Linked DNA regions of Homo sapiens: region 2 is linked to region 1. The links are chromatin contacts, found by Hi-C or POLR2A ChIA-PET in ENCODE. All regions are on one chromosome and are shown on one strand. Each heading gives the region's core, a stretch centred on a gene start or an enhancer-like site at or near the end of the contact. The rest is flanking DNA. Distances are from core to core; before and after follow the strand shown. Region 1 overlaps PRKG1 (protein kinase cGMP-dependent 1). Region 2 holds the start of DKK1 (dickkopf Wnt signaling pathway inhibitor 1).

Region 1 (7,637 bases), core at 2,750-5,249:
GAATGTTTACACACTAAGAAATTGACTTTTGCACTTAAAGCAAATAAACTTTCAAGTAGTTATATATTAATTCGGCTCTGAATATAAGTCAGTCACTATGTTATGACACAAAGAAATAGAAGTTTAGTCCTGGCCTTAAAACTTAAAAGTATAATAAAAAAAATAAAAATAAAAATAAAACTCTTACAAAACAGGAAAAAATGAAAAAAAGAAGTTCAGTTGACTTTTGATAGCTTTACAAACTGAGTTGGCAACAAATGTGTTCAAATGTGAAGAAAATCAGGAAACATCTCACCTGAATCTGTTTGGTAAAAAATTTGTTATGGGTTTATTTAAGACTCGTCATGGAAACGTCATACCTTATTTATGACACTATGTCCTAACATGCAGACTCAATGCAAATCTTAGCTTCTTTTTAGTGAAGCTCAAGGAAAAAGTCTTGGTGACCAACATAAGGAAGAGTCCATTTTAACATAGCAGCAATGCATTCATGAAATCCTAGCTGGAACCAGTTCAGACAGGGACATAGGATGTGCTTTGTTGCTCATTAGGGAAAAAAGAGCCATTTATCTCACTGGACTTGTGGGGATTGGGAGCAGGAAGCTGGGTTCAACTAAGTAGCTTAGTAGAGCCATCCGGCTTCCAGGAATGGGATAGTCACTACAGAGATGGAGCAGGACTCTGACTCAGCAGTGGGAGAGACTGGAAGAGAGGCAGTGGCTACTGTGAAAGAACACACCAACCACAGAGCAGAGACAAATCCTTTAGGTAGCTGTCTTTTGAAATTCACTTTGTATTCTACCTCTATGTAAATGTAAATGTTAAGTGCCTCCATTATAAATAACTTATAAATAATACTAACGTAACACATCCTTGATATTTACAAATAACACTGCCTAGAAATCTTAAAAGGAAAACCAAACATACATTTAATACATCTACAAGAAATACCTTTTTAGAAAATAAAATGTATATGTTTCAAAATTTGATGAGCATTTACGATGTGGAATAAGCCTACTTTTTTCACAGTCTGGCAAATGGGAGAGTCCTCATTTACAGATCCCATCCAATATGTCAGCCATTCTCCTGGGTTATTAAGACACTGAGATGAATATACACCCTCCCCAAACTCTAGGATCCCCTACTCTACAAAGGAGTGTGAATACATAAGTATCCAACTTGCTGACACCCAAAAGTGCAACAGTAGCATAGAGGAAGTAAGGGTTCTGCTTGGAAGAAAAGAAAGTAATAAGATTTCAGATTACCCACCAGGATATAACTTGGGTGCACATCTCTCACTGTTCTCATTTAGCCCAAAATCCACAGCAGCATGAAAATATGCAAACAGAGAACAGTATGCTGGTGTCATTTAGATGCACAAACTTTGATATCACACATACAGTGACATCTAAGGAATCATCACCGCACTAACATTCAATTTCCTTACCTATAAGATGGAGGTCATAGATAAACACATCTCAGACTTTGGAGCGAGATTGAGAGTATGTATGTATAGCACTTTGTGTAGTAGCTAGCATGCAGTAAGTACAATTACTCTTGGAAATTATTTTTATTTTCTAAAGAAATAGTAGCTATGGCTTCACAAACAAACCATTTAAGGATTCTTTAATAGCCCTATGAGACTAGAGCATGAAGTTTGAAAGGAGTGGCTGTGAAGAAAGAGGCCAGATAAAGATTACACAGCGAAGTTCCATTAATGCCCCCCAAAGGAATTCCAACTTGATACAAATGTAATGAGGAAAGCCCAGCTAACATGACTATGTGCTTTGGAAAGTTAAATCTAGAGACAATAGGAAGAAGATATGGAGCAGGTAACCAATCAGGAGGCCTTTCACTGAGGGAACAGTTTCTGCTATGAAAGCAGTAGGCCGGTTTTATAATTTGTGGGTCATTTTGAATATTGTCACGGTTATTTATTATGTAACTTTAATATGCATTTTAAGAGTTTCTGCAATAATTCACATGATTTTTTATGTTAAAATAATGATAAAAGTTTTTTCAAAAAAAAAAAAAAATGCCAGCATGAAGATGCCATTTTGGAGAGATGTATTATTCTAAATACAAAGTCTATTTTGGGCCAGGCATGGTGGCTCATGCCTGTAATCCCTACACTTTGGGAGGTGGAGGCAGGCAGATCACCTGAGGTCAGGAGTTTGAGACCAGCCTGGCCAATGTGGTGAAACCCCATCTCTACTAAAATACAAAAATTAGCCGGGCATGGTGGTGGGCACCTGTAATCCCAGCTACTTGGGAGGCTGAGGCAGGTGAATTTCTTGAACCTGGAAGGTGGAGGTTGCAGTGAGTCAAGATCAGGCCATTGCACTCCAGCCTGGGCGACAAGAGCAAAACTCCATCTCAAAAAAAAAAAAAAAAAGTATATTTTGAAGCTGACTTGCTATAAGCATTCTATGCTATAAAGCGAGATATACAGGCATTTAGATAGTTAAAGCAACAAGAAAATAAAAGTATTTTCTTTTGTGCATCTCAGGTCAGTGTACTTTTCAATATCACCTCAATATTTTCTCTTTTCCCCATGGGAAGATGTCTGAATACACTTTGGTGGTATTCATACATTCATACATGTTTCAAAGTGAAACAATTTCCTTGTGAAAATTTCAAATCATGAATTTGGATGGATAACTTTAAAATATGAAAGGTGAAAGGAATGAAAATATATTAATATACATTTTTATAATAGTAATGTTAGAAACATAACTTTTGGTTTTGATCTCATTCAGAATATAACTGACAAGAGGTAGATGATAAGGTAGATATTTACTAGTTGTGCTCTAAAAGTGAAAATGTCATATCTAATTGAATATCTTAAGCATAGATTATGTTTCACATGAAGAACAAAACCACAAAGGCCTAACTTGAAGGCAAACATTGTACTTTTGTGCCCTCCAGTGGCCATCTGGAGAATATACTCATCCTCATAGAATTGTTCAAGAAACATAAAGTGGCTAAGGAGACAATGGCAAAGGAAACAAGCAAACTGTACACCCAGAGACCCTGAGGCTATTACTTTCTCATAAATTTACTGAAGTAAGAAGAGAGCTAGCAGACTTGGGAGATTCTTCAGACTGCTTCCAAGAATGCAAAGGAGCTATTGGTTTGGACTACAGATGGTTCTTTTGATCATTCTTGAATATACTCTTCTTAGACACTTCTTAAACAAGGATTGCCAAGCACAGCATGGAAGCTTAAATTTTCATTTCAATCAAAAAAATTATGCATGGAACACAAGTGACACTAAGCTTCTCACTCTGGGAGAGGTATCACTTCAGTCAACAGGCTCCTGGGCTGGGGATCTTTTGGGAAACCAGCAGATAGCTACCGGAATGCCAGGGAAATAATTGCACATGGATTTTGCAAGAGACTCAAAATCAAATCACACTGGCAGAGCAAAGAGTTTTGACAATAAGACTTTAATTGAATAGTCAGAGTTAGATGGAACATCCAAAATAGAAAAATACCTGTTTATTAAAATGGACATTACCTATTTTCTCATCTTTACCTTTTAGTATTAGCTTAGCCCCAGAATTAGATGCAGTTAATACAGCCAGGTCTGCAGAGCATTGTAGATAGATTTTGATTCCTATTTTAAATGTGGCTGGAATTTCTGATGCCATTTCTTGCATGGTCCTAGAGGGAATAGAGCCTTTGGTTTTTATACAGTCATAGGTTTTGGTGCGGTTTTTTAAGATCAGTTTGTTATCTTTTTCTGAGAATTAAATGGATCAAAATGTCTCTAAATTTTAAAAATAAGTTTTGTTTAAACCCAGTGACTGCTTAACTATTTGCATAATACTTCTGAAAACTTTTTAGTTTTTCACAAATGGAAGCTTTCTTTTACTAGGCAGACAATTCTGTTTAATAAGTGAGTTCAGCTCCTGCACCACCGTGAATTTAATAGCCTGGAGATCCTGTTTCACTTTCTGAGAGAACAGATCCTATAAATTGCATTCTATGTGCCATTCCACTTCCTGTCTGATGGTGATGCGGAAAAACAGCTGTTGTGTGGGAACTGTTCAGAGCTGTGTTTCTCAAACCACAGGTCATGGAAGGGTGGTTAAGTAGGCCCTGTTTCCCTTTCTTCCAAAATAGCACCCAAGGCTCTTCTGACCTTGCCTCCTTCCACCTCTTAGTTGTAAGCCTACTAAGGAGTAAGTTTATCCTACTTCCTTTTGTTGTGTTTATTTTTAATTGGGGAGGAATAAGTACATATCCTGGGAGAGGCTAGAGTTATCCTGAGAGATGTGCGGGGTAAATATACATATACACACACACGTACACATTTATATATCTATCTATCTATATATATATATACACATATACACACACACACACTTATATATGTATAAGTAGAGTTCTCTCTTTTTTAGATTAGTGTCAAATGAATCTCATAGTCTAGGAACTAAAGCAAACCACATCACTCTAATTTTAGTACACCCTACCGTCAAACAATATTTTCACCCTGTCTTCAAATGGTACATAGAGAGATTTAGATTTAATTATTCAATATGGAATAATAGAAACTACAAGCAAGCATTAACCCAGGTTTACAGTTACTCAAATAGCAAGGATTAAACAATATACAATGGGTTGACAAATGTGCTGTCTCCTACTGGATAGGAGACAATGGAAACAAGTTTCATTGGTGGCTTGGGCAACTGATGCAAATGTACTAGCTGGGAGATAAATCAGACCTCAGCCCTGTTGGTAGTATAGACATCATCACAAAGGATATTTTAATAATGACACTGTGGCTAGCCTTTCTTTTCCTTCCTCCGTTACTCTCTACTTATAATTTGCATAATAAATGAAACTCCTATTTTATCTCTCATTCCAATGGCTTCTCTTAGGAAATTAATGGTTTAGAAAAATAGCTTACAGCTGGGAGCCGTGGCTCACACCTGTAATCTCAGCACTTTGGGAGGCCGAGGCAGGTGGTTCACAAGGTCAGGAGTTCAAGACCAGCCTGACCAACATGGTGAAACCCTGTCTCTACTAAAAATACAAAAATTAGCTGGGCGTGGTGGCACACGTCTGTAATCCCAGCTACTCAGGAGGCTGAGGCAGGAAAATCACCTGAACCTGGGAGGCAGAGGTTACAGTGAGCCTAGATCACCCACTGCACGCTAGCCTGGGTGACAAAGCGAGACTCCATCTCAAAAAAAAAAAAAAAAGAAAAATAGGTTACAGTTTTTTTTTTGGTTTTGGGGGAGTGGGTAAAAACAGAATGAACTAAGGCGTCTTAACAGCTGACATCCATCAAAGGGGCTGCTCTTTTGCCTGGCATTGAGGTAGCAAGCACAAGGCCATATAGAGAGACAGAATCCAAGAAATTCTCATAAAAAGCAATTAGATGACAACAGAAGGGACAAGCAGAAATTATTAAATGTTTTTAGGCTTCTGGTTAAAAAAGATATTTTAAAACCTTATCAAGTATGACCCAATTTCTTTTTGATTCAACATAAACTTACCCAACTGTATGAATAGTCGCAATACAAAATTTTGGTTCACAACAGCCAAGGCAGTATTCTCCAACCTGAATAGAAGTCTTAACTTCTAAACAATTTAGACTTTTAAAAATTATATAAATTCTACACTCATTACTTTAGAAAATTGTGTTGCAAAAATCAGTGTTTATTCTGGATTCTTAAATTAAAAATTTATAGGGATTAGGATACTTTTTCAAGGTAAATTTCCCTTTTGATACCTTCAAAGTGTTTGATGAGCAAAAGAGCCATTAATGTTTTCAGGGCCTCCCATGAAATGAAATTAGTGTTTATGAGTCTTATCTTCATTAATTAATATTTTAAACTAAACTGTTTAACCATAATATAATGTTAATAATTTTTCTGAAACAAAATATAAGAGAATATTATGACCAGTTTCTGTGTTGAACCAAAGCTAAATTCAACAGTAGTTAGATAAGCTGAAGATAAAAGGCAAATGATAGCATATTTATTTAAAAATGAAACACAATTTAAAAAGGAAAAACAAAGAAAGAAGTACATTCCCTTGTGGGACTTTTTTGTTTTCATGGTGAGCACTTCTGTAAGGAATACTTTTTTCCTATGTTCACACTAGATGTAAGTGGGTCATAAAACATTTACGTACTAGGATGAATAGATTTTGAGCTGGGAGGCTTTAATTAGTCATGTGCAACTATTTACAAGCTTATGAGAATTAGAAAAGTCATAGGAAAATAAAATAAAGAAATTAGCTGAAAAGAATGACAATAATTTAGCTAATTAGAAAATGTAATTATAGTGTATTTTCCTTCAGATTACAAACTCTCTGCATAAGAGTCCAGTAATCCTTTGAGTCTAAGATGCCTTCACTGATAATCTAGAATAGGATCAGGCAGAACCAATGAGGTAGGATATAAATATTAATAACAAACAATCCCAACATCTCACTTTGCATATTCATTTATTATTCTCCTCCAATAAGCTTTTATCCATGGTTGCTAACAAACTACTAAACCGACTGATTTTTTCTCAGTGCCTAATAACAAACAACAAAGTGCCTCAAGTAAACTGTTGGAAAGAAGGAGATGTAGTTGGGAAGAAATTAAATAACCCCCATACTGGCTAACAATGTGTTGAATAACTAACAATTAGCTGACAATCACTCATCCTCTTGTTATTTATTGTTAATCACCCAAGTGAATTTACATATAAATACTGAGGGCAAAATAATAATTCCTTCTTACCCTTTTTGCTACCAAACACTGGGCATATTTATAATTATCCTGCCAAGAGCAAACTATGCCATAGGCCTTTAAATATTGCAAATGAAAGAGGTGGGGAGAAAAAATAAACATACATTTCTCATTTATTTTTCTAAAGTAATTTAATAAATTCTTTTAGAAAGAAAGATTAAAAGTTGGTAGGTCATTCATCTTGAGGTTTCTGTGAACATCATATTTGCCTCTGTAAATAAATAAGCAAAACACACTCCATTTTAATGAGATCCTTTCCAATATCCCATATTTTTAAAAAGTGACATTACTTTCCCTTAACTGTAGAACAAAGTCAAGAAGCCTCTGTCTAGTCTTCAGGGTCTCCTAGAGTGTGGCCCCAGTGACATTCAGAATACAGTGAGTAGGATTGAAGTATGACAACTGAGGCTACATTATGAAGATGTTGTGTCCTCTGCCTTATTCCCTGAGGTTGTTTGCTTTCTGGGAAAGCCAGTCACCCTATCATGAAGACACTTAGGCAAATTAAGGAAAAGTTCACATGGGGAGGAAGTGGGCCCTTCTCCTAACAACTAGCACCAGCTTGCCAACTATGTGAGTGGGACATCTTGGAACTGCAGCTTCAATTCTAGTCAGGCTTCATATCTGCAGAGATGACATCTTTTATATATATATATATATGTAAGTTCAGGGGTGCATGTGCAGATTTGTATATAGGTAAACTTGTGTCATGGGGGTATGTCGTACAGATTATTTTGTCACCCAGATATTAAGCATAATACCCCATTAGTTCTTTTTCCTGATTCTCTCCCTCTCCCTACCCTCCACCCTCCAATAGGCCCCAGTGTGTGTTGTTCCCCTCTATGTGTCTATGTATTCTCATCATTTAGCTCCCACTTATAAG
Region 2 (7,637 bases), core at 2,686-5,185, 97 kb after region 1:
ACAAAACATCAGGAATGAGGAATCCCTGCTATACTCAAGATTGACACTAACAAAAATGTTGGCAACACCCACCGTAAGGAATGATATGTATGCGGTATTTTCCTAGCAAAGTAAAATTATATGGCAACAAATCTGCTTCTTTTGATTTAATGAAGAGAAAGAAGGAAAGAAGGGAAGGAGGGAGAGAAAAAAGAAAAGAGGAAAGAAGGGAATTTAAAATACAGCAGTAGACTGGGCGCGGTGTCTCACTCCTGTAATCCCAGCACTTTGGGAGGCCAAGGTGGGAGGATCACTTGAGCCTAAGAGTTTAAGACCAGCTCTGGCTAGCAACATAGTGAGACCCTGTTTCTACAAAAAAATTAAAAATTAGCCAGGTGTGGTGGCATGCAGCTGTAGTCCCAGCTACTTGGGGGTGAGGTGGAAGAACCGCTTGAGCCTGGGAGGTCAAGGCTGCAGTTAACCACGATTGCACCACTGTGCTCCAGCCTGAGCGACAGAATGAGATCCTGTCTCAAAAAATATATAAAAATATATAAAATAAAAAAAATCAGCAGTCACAAATAATAGAGATGGAAAAATAGTTGGTGAATAGCATGGAGTGTTTTGGAGTATATTTGTCTGTCTCCCTCATGGATGAAAAGGTTGAGAAATATTCTATGCATGGCATCCAGCACTTAAAATATAAAGAAGACATGTGTTAGCATGCTGTTCCCGAGTTATGAGGTTCAATTCCACGCTGATAAGCATATTTCACCTATTCAAAAATATAATACAAAATATTAAATTTGTTACATTAATTATGATCATATTTATACCAGACTGAATAGGAGGCAGGGTTCCCTACAGGACTAAATAAACTCAGTTTAATAAACTAAATTCATCTACTCTGGCTCCCACCTCCTCTGTCACCCAGCTGTAAGAGAGACTCAGACAATCACCAGAACCCTCTCTCCTTCCTAAGACATGTTGGTCACAGTTCCTGCACATTTTTCTTGCTCTCCATGACCTAGTATCTGCCAAAATATAATCGATGTTGGAAAAATTTTTACCCCCAGCCCCATGTAAGTATGTTGTATTTCCCCAACTAGTCACAGACTGAAAGCTGAGGACAAGAAGCCTGCCTTTCATATTGTGAGATATGCTCCCAATAATGGATACTCACCGAATATTAACTGGCTGCTGATGGAACAATGAGTTTTACTATACCTCTTTATCTACCTTGCACTCTTGTTGCCAATGAACAAACCACATCCTGGAAAGGATTTTCAAATGGAGAAAAAGTACTGAAAAAATAAATTTCCTCATTTGGAACAAAGGTTTGATTTGCTATGTACTTAGCCCTCTCTGAGGACCACCCATGTAATTTCTCCCCTGAATAATTTGTGAGGTTACCTCTCCTCTGCCCACTAAATGATTTGAAGGTAGATTATATGTGAACTCATCTTTTATCACACAATATCATGTATAATGCTTAGCACAAAGTAGGAACTCAGATATTGACCAACTCATTATTAGTTTTAAACTCATGACAACTTCAGGAGCAATGTGAAAGCTGAGGAAGGAGGTAGAAGCTAGCCCATTCTTGAAACTCTATGCTTGGTTTAGCTCTCCTAGCTCAATACCACAGATTCTGTCCAGACTCAGTGAATATTGAAACATAATAGACAAATGATATGTGTTCAGAGATCAAGGTTGAATTTATGCAACAAGCTTCTTTGTTATAACAGAATTTTCCTTTTGTTGATTAAATTGTTCCACTTTCTCTTCTTTTGCCCCAGGCAATGGATTTTTTTTGTGAAGCCAAGCTTTTAATGAACCAAGTTCATTAAATGTATTAATCATATACTATCTCTTCAGAAAAAAAGGCAAGAGATTGGCCTTTAGTGTGGCACAAATATATTTCTAGATTCAAAATATTTAAACAGGTTAATAGGACTAAAAAGAAACATTTTCAACCTTCTGATTGGCAGGCGGATTTTTCTCTACGTTTCAAAGTCATTCAAACTTAACACAGCTTGCAGATTTCCTAGTACACTGAAGGTGCTTAACGCATTGATTCCTGACAGGATAATTTCCTGGACAGATGGAATTTGGGATGGGAAGGACACTAATATAACTAGGGTACCATTCAAGAATTGTTTAGATGATCTTCTTAATATTACCTTTGAAACTGAAGGAACTAGAACACAGACCATAGTAAATTGTGTTTTAATTACTCCTTCTCCCAGTAAACTTTAGGATTTTTTTACTTTAAGATTGTCACTGGCTTTACTTGGTGGTGGCCCCAGTTCTGACTATAGTAGGTCAGCATGTGGAGTCATTATAGACAGCCTAAATCTATACAGCTTAGAGGAAGACAAAATAAATATATCTTACTCTTTTTTAATTCAATAGTGATTATTCAATCATCTCTCCCTTTTCCAAACTCACAAAACAGTTGCTTATTTTCTGACACTTATAATATCAACCTGTTTTTAAAAGAATTATGTATGCTTTTATATTTATTGCTATAATTTTATTGTTACTACATCTTTTATTATTACTGTAATTAGAATAAAGAGAACTTTATTATTTAAAATGAGAGCTGTGTCTCATAAATATTTGTATTCACTGTGCCCCTCCCCCCACCACCCATCTCACCAAAAAATTTAAAAAATAAAAATAAGGTAACAACCCAGAGGGCAGCCCAATGCCAGGGCTCTAGGCTTCCAATAAGTTTTTGTTGAATTAAATAGATCATTTCCCATTTATAAGCATGACATCATTCTTATACACCAGCCTTACTTTATTATATCCACACACCAATTTCAATGACGTCAAATTCACTTTCTAATTCACTTTCAGCTCTTCTTCTCCTCAAGGTTGTTTCTTTTCTCCCTAGAAAGGGTATTGCGTGGTCCCGTGCAAGGTAAGACTTGGGAGCAAACCCTGCATTCGGAAGCGTTGCGATGTGATATACTAATGAGGAAGTCAGGCGCTAAGCCCTAAGGGTTTCTTATTTCTCCACATTAGCCCACCACTGAGAAGGGAGAACCGGGGAAAGGCGACTGACCTGGCACGTTGGACCCTGTCCGCTTTGGTCCCGGCCACTTTGATCTCACGCGTCTGCCTAATCAAGTTCATCTACCGCCGCGATTGCCCTGATTCAAAGAACAACATTAAATGGTTTGATTATCGGATGGTCATTTCCCTCTTCCCTCCACCCCTGATCTAATTTCTAAACGCCAGTCTCTCGCCTCCCTCTCTAAACTTCCCATCAAAAGAGAATTAGCTCTTCTTCCTTCTTACCCTCGTTTGATGTGCAAATTTCCTTCTCTTTGCACATTTTTCTCGCAGTGGCGGGGGGAGGTGGGGGAGGAGGGCAACTGAAGGACCTCAAAGCCGGGGATCTAACTCAGATCTGCAAACTGCGACTCTAAAGGGTTAATGAGCAACTTGCACCCGCCACCTGGCCCTCTCAGAGGCGTCTTGCTAGAGCCATTGAATTACAGACCGGTTTGTATTTAATACTGAATATGACTTGTGTGCACAGTCAGCGAGTATTGGCATAAAGGAGAGGGGCAAAAAGTGCTTTTGCAGAGCCTATCACCCCTCGGCTCTGTAAAGTATTTCAGATCCGGATAATTCAACCCTTACTGCCAGGCAAGGGCACCCAAGTTCCCAGAGTTCCTGCTGCCGCCTGCATTTATTAAAGTCGTCTGCTATAACGCTCGCTGGTAGCCTTCACCCCGAAGGTGAGCCGGGCCAGCCGAGCGACTAAGCAAGGGAGGGGCGGGGTGAAGAGTGTCAAAGGCCCCCCTTCATGTACACAAACACACCCCCTCCCAGCCCCTCCCAGCGCTTTGAAATCCCATCCCGGCTTTGTTGTCTCCCTCCCAAGGGGCCGGAATGCTCCGGGCCCGCGGTATAAAGGCAGCCGCGGTGGCGGTGGCGGCGCAGAGCTCTGTGCTCCCTGCAGTCAGGACTCTGGGACCGCAGGGGGCTCCCGGACCCTGACTCTGCAGCCGAACCGGCACGGTTTCGTGGGGACCCAGGCTTGCAAAGTGACGGTCATTTTCTCTTTCTTTCTCCCTCTTGAGTCCTTCTGAGATGATGGCTCTGGGCGCAGCGGGAGCTACCCGGGTCTTTGTCGCGATGGTAGCGGCGGCTCTCGGCGGCCACCCTCTGCTGGGAGTGAGCGCCACCTTGAACTCGGTTCTCAATTCCAACGCTATCAAGAACCTGCCCCCACCGCTGGGCGGCGCTGCGGGGCACCCAGGCTCTGCAGTCAGCGCCGCGCCGGGAATCCTGTACCCGGGCGGGAATAAGTACCAGACCATTGACAACTACCAGGTGAGAGGGGTCGGGCACTCAGAGGATGCTCTGACCTTGAAAGGGTCCTATCTGGAGACGAGGGAGTAGAACGTGCTGAATGTGTGCGGTTCAGGGAGCATTTGGTAACCCTGCATTTGGGAGCAGTGGGCAGTAACAGGTTTTGGAGAGGTGGACAGATAAGGACTGTGATCAGCGCCCGGGTCCAAGAGGGCGGGTACCTGGACGTCTGGGTGCCTCACCCTCTCCCCGAACCCTTCCCACAGCCGTACCCGTGCGCAGAGGACGAGGAGTGCGGCACTGATGAGTACTGCGCTAGTCCCACCCGCGGAGGGGACGCAGGCGTGCAAATCTGTCTCGCCTGCAGGAAGCGCCGAAAACGCTGCATGCGTCACGCTATGTGCTGCCCCGGGAATTACTGCAAAAATGGTGAGTCCTGAAAGCTCCCTTTCACACTAAAACTGTCCAGCCTTTGAGCGTCTATGAATTGGGCGGGGGCGGGGGGTTGGGGGGGGTGGGGGGAGAAATCTCCGCCCTGAGAACACTGCGGCGCCACCTGCAAATGGGTGTTCAGCATGCAGGATTCCGCTGAAGTATCTTCATTGCAAGTGTTTAATCGGGAAGAAGAGAGAAGTTGGGAGGTCTCTGAGGTCCTTATCTTCCTCCGTGTCCCTCAATGATTCAATACAACGGTTCACCTCGTAGTGGACTCTTCCATAAAAATTTGTCTGGGGAGAACCTTGAGGTCAATTGAGAAGGGGGATGATGAGGAGGACGATGGGATCATACAGATATCAAAGAAACCAGCTTTGGCGTTCAGCTGTCCTTTTCATTTTTCTTATTGTGATTCTCACAGTTTTGCCAGACTGGCCTCGCCTTCTGATTTTTGCTGAAACTGTTGTCAGCCAGAGGACTGATTTATCTGCATTGGCCATTTTTAAGAGAGATCTTGGTACCCTCACAACTTGACTTCTCCATCCTTCCCCCTCCCTCTACCCTCTGCTGCCTTAATATAAGTACTCCTCCCCCCAACCACAGATCCACTAACTTTTAATTTTTCAAAAGGTGGATTTAGACAGCTAAAGAGGTCTCCAGAAATAAGCTAACAGGGCGACGACCCTCCTTAGGACCCAGCAGTACTCCAGGATGAACTAAGTAAATCTCTGTAATATAGAAATTACACAGTAAAGTAACTGGCCGGTGAGATTGCAATGTTCCAGGCAGCTGGAATTGCATTTGCTTAACTTAGTCTGGTAGGACCCATATAGCACCAGGGGCAGAGAAGTTATTTTTAAGAACATTTTTAAAGTGACTGAGTTTCTTTTTCTTACCCCAAAGGTAATATTAAAATGGGCAGAAATCTCACTTGCCCCTACCACAGTTGGTGGGAAAGTATTTTAAATGGCTATACTGGGGATATTACCTATGACTGACTGTATACAGTATACACATTGGTGCTTCTGTCCATCTGGAGAGTTTTGCATTAACAGTAAAGAGGAAGTTTGGCTTGTGTTTAAAATGATGTCACTGCAATGAAGTATCTCAAGTTGATGCTGGCATAACAGACTGCCACTGTCACAGCTGTTAGCAGTAATGCATTACAACCCTGAAGTTAATCACTATTTCCTGCTTCCTTAGGAATATGTGTGTCTTCTGATCAAAATCATTTCCGAGGAGAAATTGAGGAAACCATCACTGAAAGCTTTGGTAATGATCATAGCACCTTGGATGGGTATTCCAGAAGAACCACCTTGTCTTCAAAAATGTATCACACCAAAGGTAAGGATGTTAAGACTCATTCTTAGCACATCAGAAGTGTCTTTTGAATTATTTTAGTGAAACGATGCAGGTTTAACAGTAACTATGTACTTTTTTCCTACTGTCTTCTCCTTCGTAGGACAAGAAGGTTCTGTTTGTCTCCGGTCATCAGACTGTGCCTCAGGATTGTGTTGTGCTAGACACTTCTGGTCCAAGATCTGTAAACCTGTCCTGAAAGAAGGTCAAGTGTGTACCAAGCATAGGAGAAAAGGCTCTCATGGACTAGAAATATTCCAGCGTTGTTACTGTGGAGAAGGTCTGTCTTGCCGGATACAGAAAGATCACCATCAAGCCAGTAATTCTTCTAGGCTTCACACTTGTCAGAGACACTAAACCAGCTATCCAAATGCAGTGAACTCCTTTTATATAATAGATGCTATGAAAACCTTTTATGACCTTCATCAACTCAATCCTAAGGATATACAAGTTCTGTGGTTTCAGTTAAGCATTCCAATAACACCTTCCAAAAACCTGGAGTGTAAGAGCTTTGTTTCTTTATGGAACTCCCCTGTGATTGCAGTAAATTACTGTATTGTAAATTCTCAGTGTGGCACTTACCTGTAAATGCAATGAAACTTTTAATTATTTTTCTAAAGGTGCTGCACTGCCTATTTTTCCTCTTGTTATGTAAATTTTTGTACACATTGATTGTTATCTTGACTGACAAATATTCTATATTGAACTGAAGTAAATCATTTCAGCTTATAGTTCTTAAAAGCATAACCCTTTACCCCATTTAATTCTAGAGTCTAGAACGCAAGGATCTCTTGGAATGACAAATGATAGGTACCTAAAATGTAACATGAAAATACTAGCTTATTTTCTGAAATGTACTATCTTAATGCTTAAATTATATTTCCCTTTAGGCTGTGATAGTTTTTGAAATAAAATTTAACATTTAATATCATGAAATGTTATAAGTAGACATACATTTTGGGATTGTGATCTTAGAGGTTTGTGTGTGTGTACGTATGTGTGTGTTCTACAAGAACGGAAGTGTGATATGTTTAAAGATGATCAGAGAAAAGACAGTGTCTAAATATAAGACAATATTGATCAGCTCTAGAATAACTTTAAAGAAAGACGTGTTCTGCATTGATAAACTCAAATGATCATGGCAGAATGAGAGTGAATCTTACATTACTACTTTCAAAAATAGTTTCCAATAAATTAATAATACCTACCTAAATGGTCAATATTTTTCGGACAAGGAAGAAAATCATCCACAAAAATAATACTCCAAAGTACTTGGTGATTGGCAGGAACAGGATGTGTGCCCATAAATACAGTTAACAAATACATGCAGATTTTGTACCAAACAAAATAATTTGCAGTATCTTGAGTACTACTGCATGCAAAGCAGACTTGTTCTAATTATTTTGGTTTTAAAATAATTATTAATTAAAAATCACAAATCCTTCCTCATTCCACTCTTTTTTTCTCTTGCTAGGTGAGTTTCATATTTCAAGTTTTGTTTAACCTGAAATCTATTGATTGGAATGAGGATA

What was found. Hi-C counts contacts between places; a loop is a spot of excess contacts on that map. ChIA-PET counts read pairs that join two places held with the same protein, here RNA polymerase II (POLR2A). Pooled maps may share reads with other maps.
Region 2: a loop to region 1 is called in a pooled map, with 2.5 times the contacts of the local background. The contact joins the promoter of DKK1 here to the enhancer-like site in region 1. A Hi-C loop is called at or near these places in 1 of 168 maps with a recorded cell type or tissue (HepG2) and 2 of 50 pooled maps. POLR2A ChIA-PET finds 5 or more read pairs at or near these places in 2 of 52 experiments (MCF 10A and PC-3).

What each region holds. Positions count from the first base shown.
Region 1 is chr10:52,213,017-52,220,653 of GRCh38, forward strand. The region is part of intron 9 of PRKG1 (protein kinase cGMP-dependent 1); the gene reads left to right. The region is part of intron 1 of LOC124902425 (a long non-coding RNA gene); the gene reads right to left. Among named protein-coding and RNA genes, the nearest start is that of PRKG1-AS1, 97 kb to the right of the region's middle. RefSeq lists an enhancer at 324-825 and a silencer at 453-747. Within about 2 kb of position 4,000, at least 6 of the 41 ENCODE cell types and tissues checked have a DNase peak (open chromatin) inside an H3K27ac peak, as active enhancers do; they include PC-3, where a contact is called at or near this core.
Region 2 is chr10:52,310,346-52,317,982 of GRCh38, forward strand. DKK1 (dickkopf Wnt signaling pathway inhibitor 1) reads left to right here and starts at 3,936. Exons shown (of 4, transcript NM_012242.4): 1 at 3,936-4,332; 2 at 4,578-4,740; 3 at 5,950-6,090; 4 at 6,209-7,312. The coding sequence starts at 4,090. The coding sequence ends at 6,462. It overlaps PRKG1-AS1 (PRKG1 antisense RNA 1), which reads right to left and starts at 3,783. Exons shown (of 6, transcript NR_038277.1): 1 at 3,289-3,783; 2 at 3,053-3,140.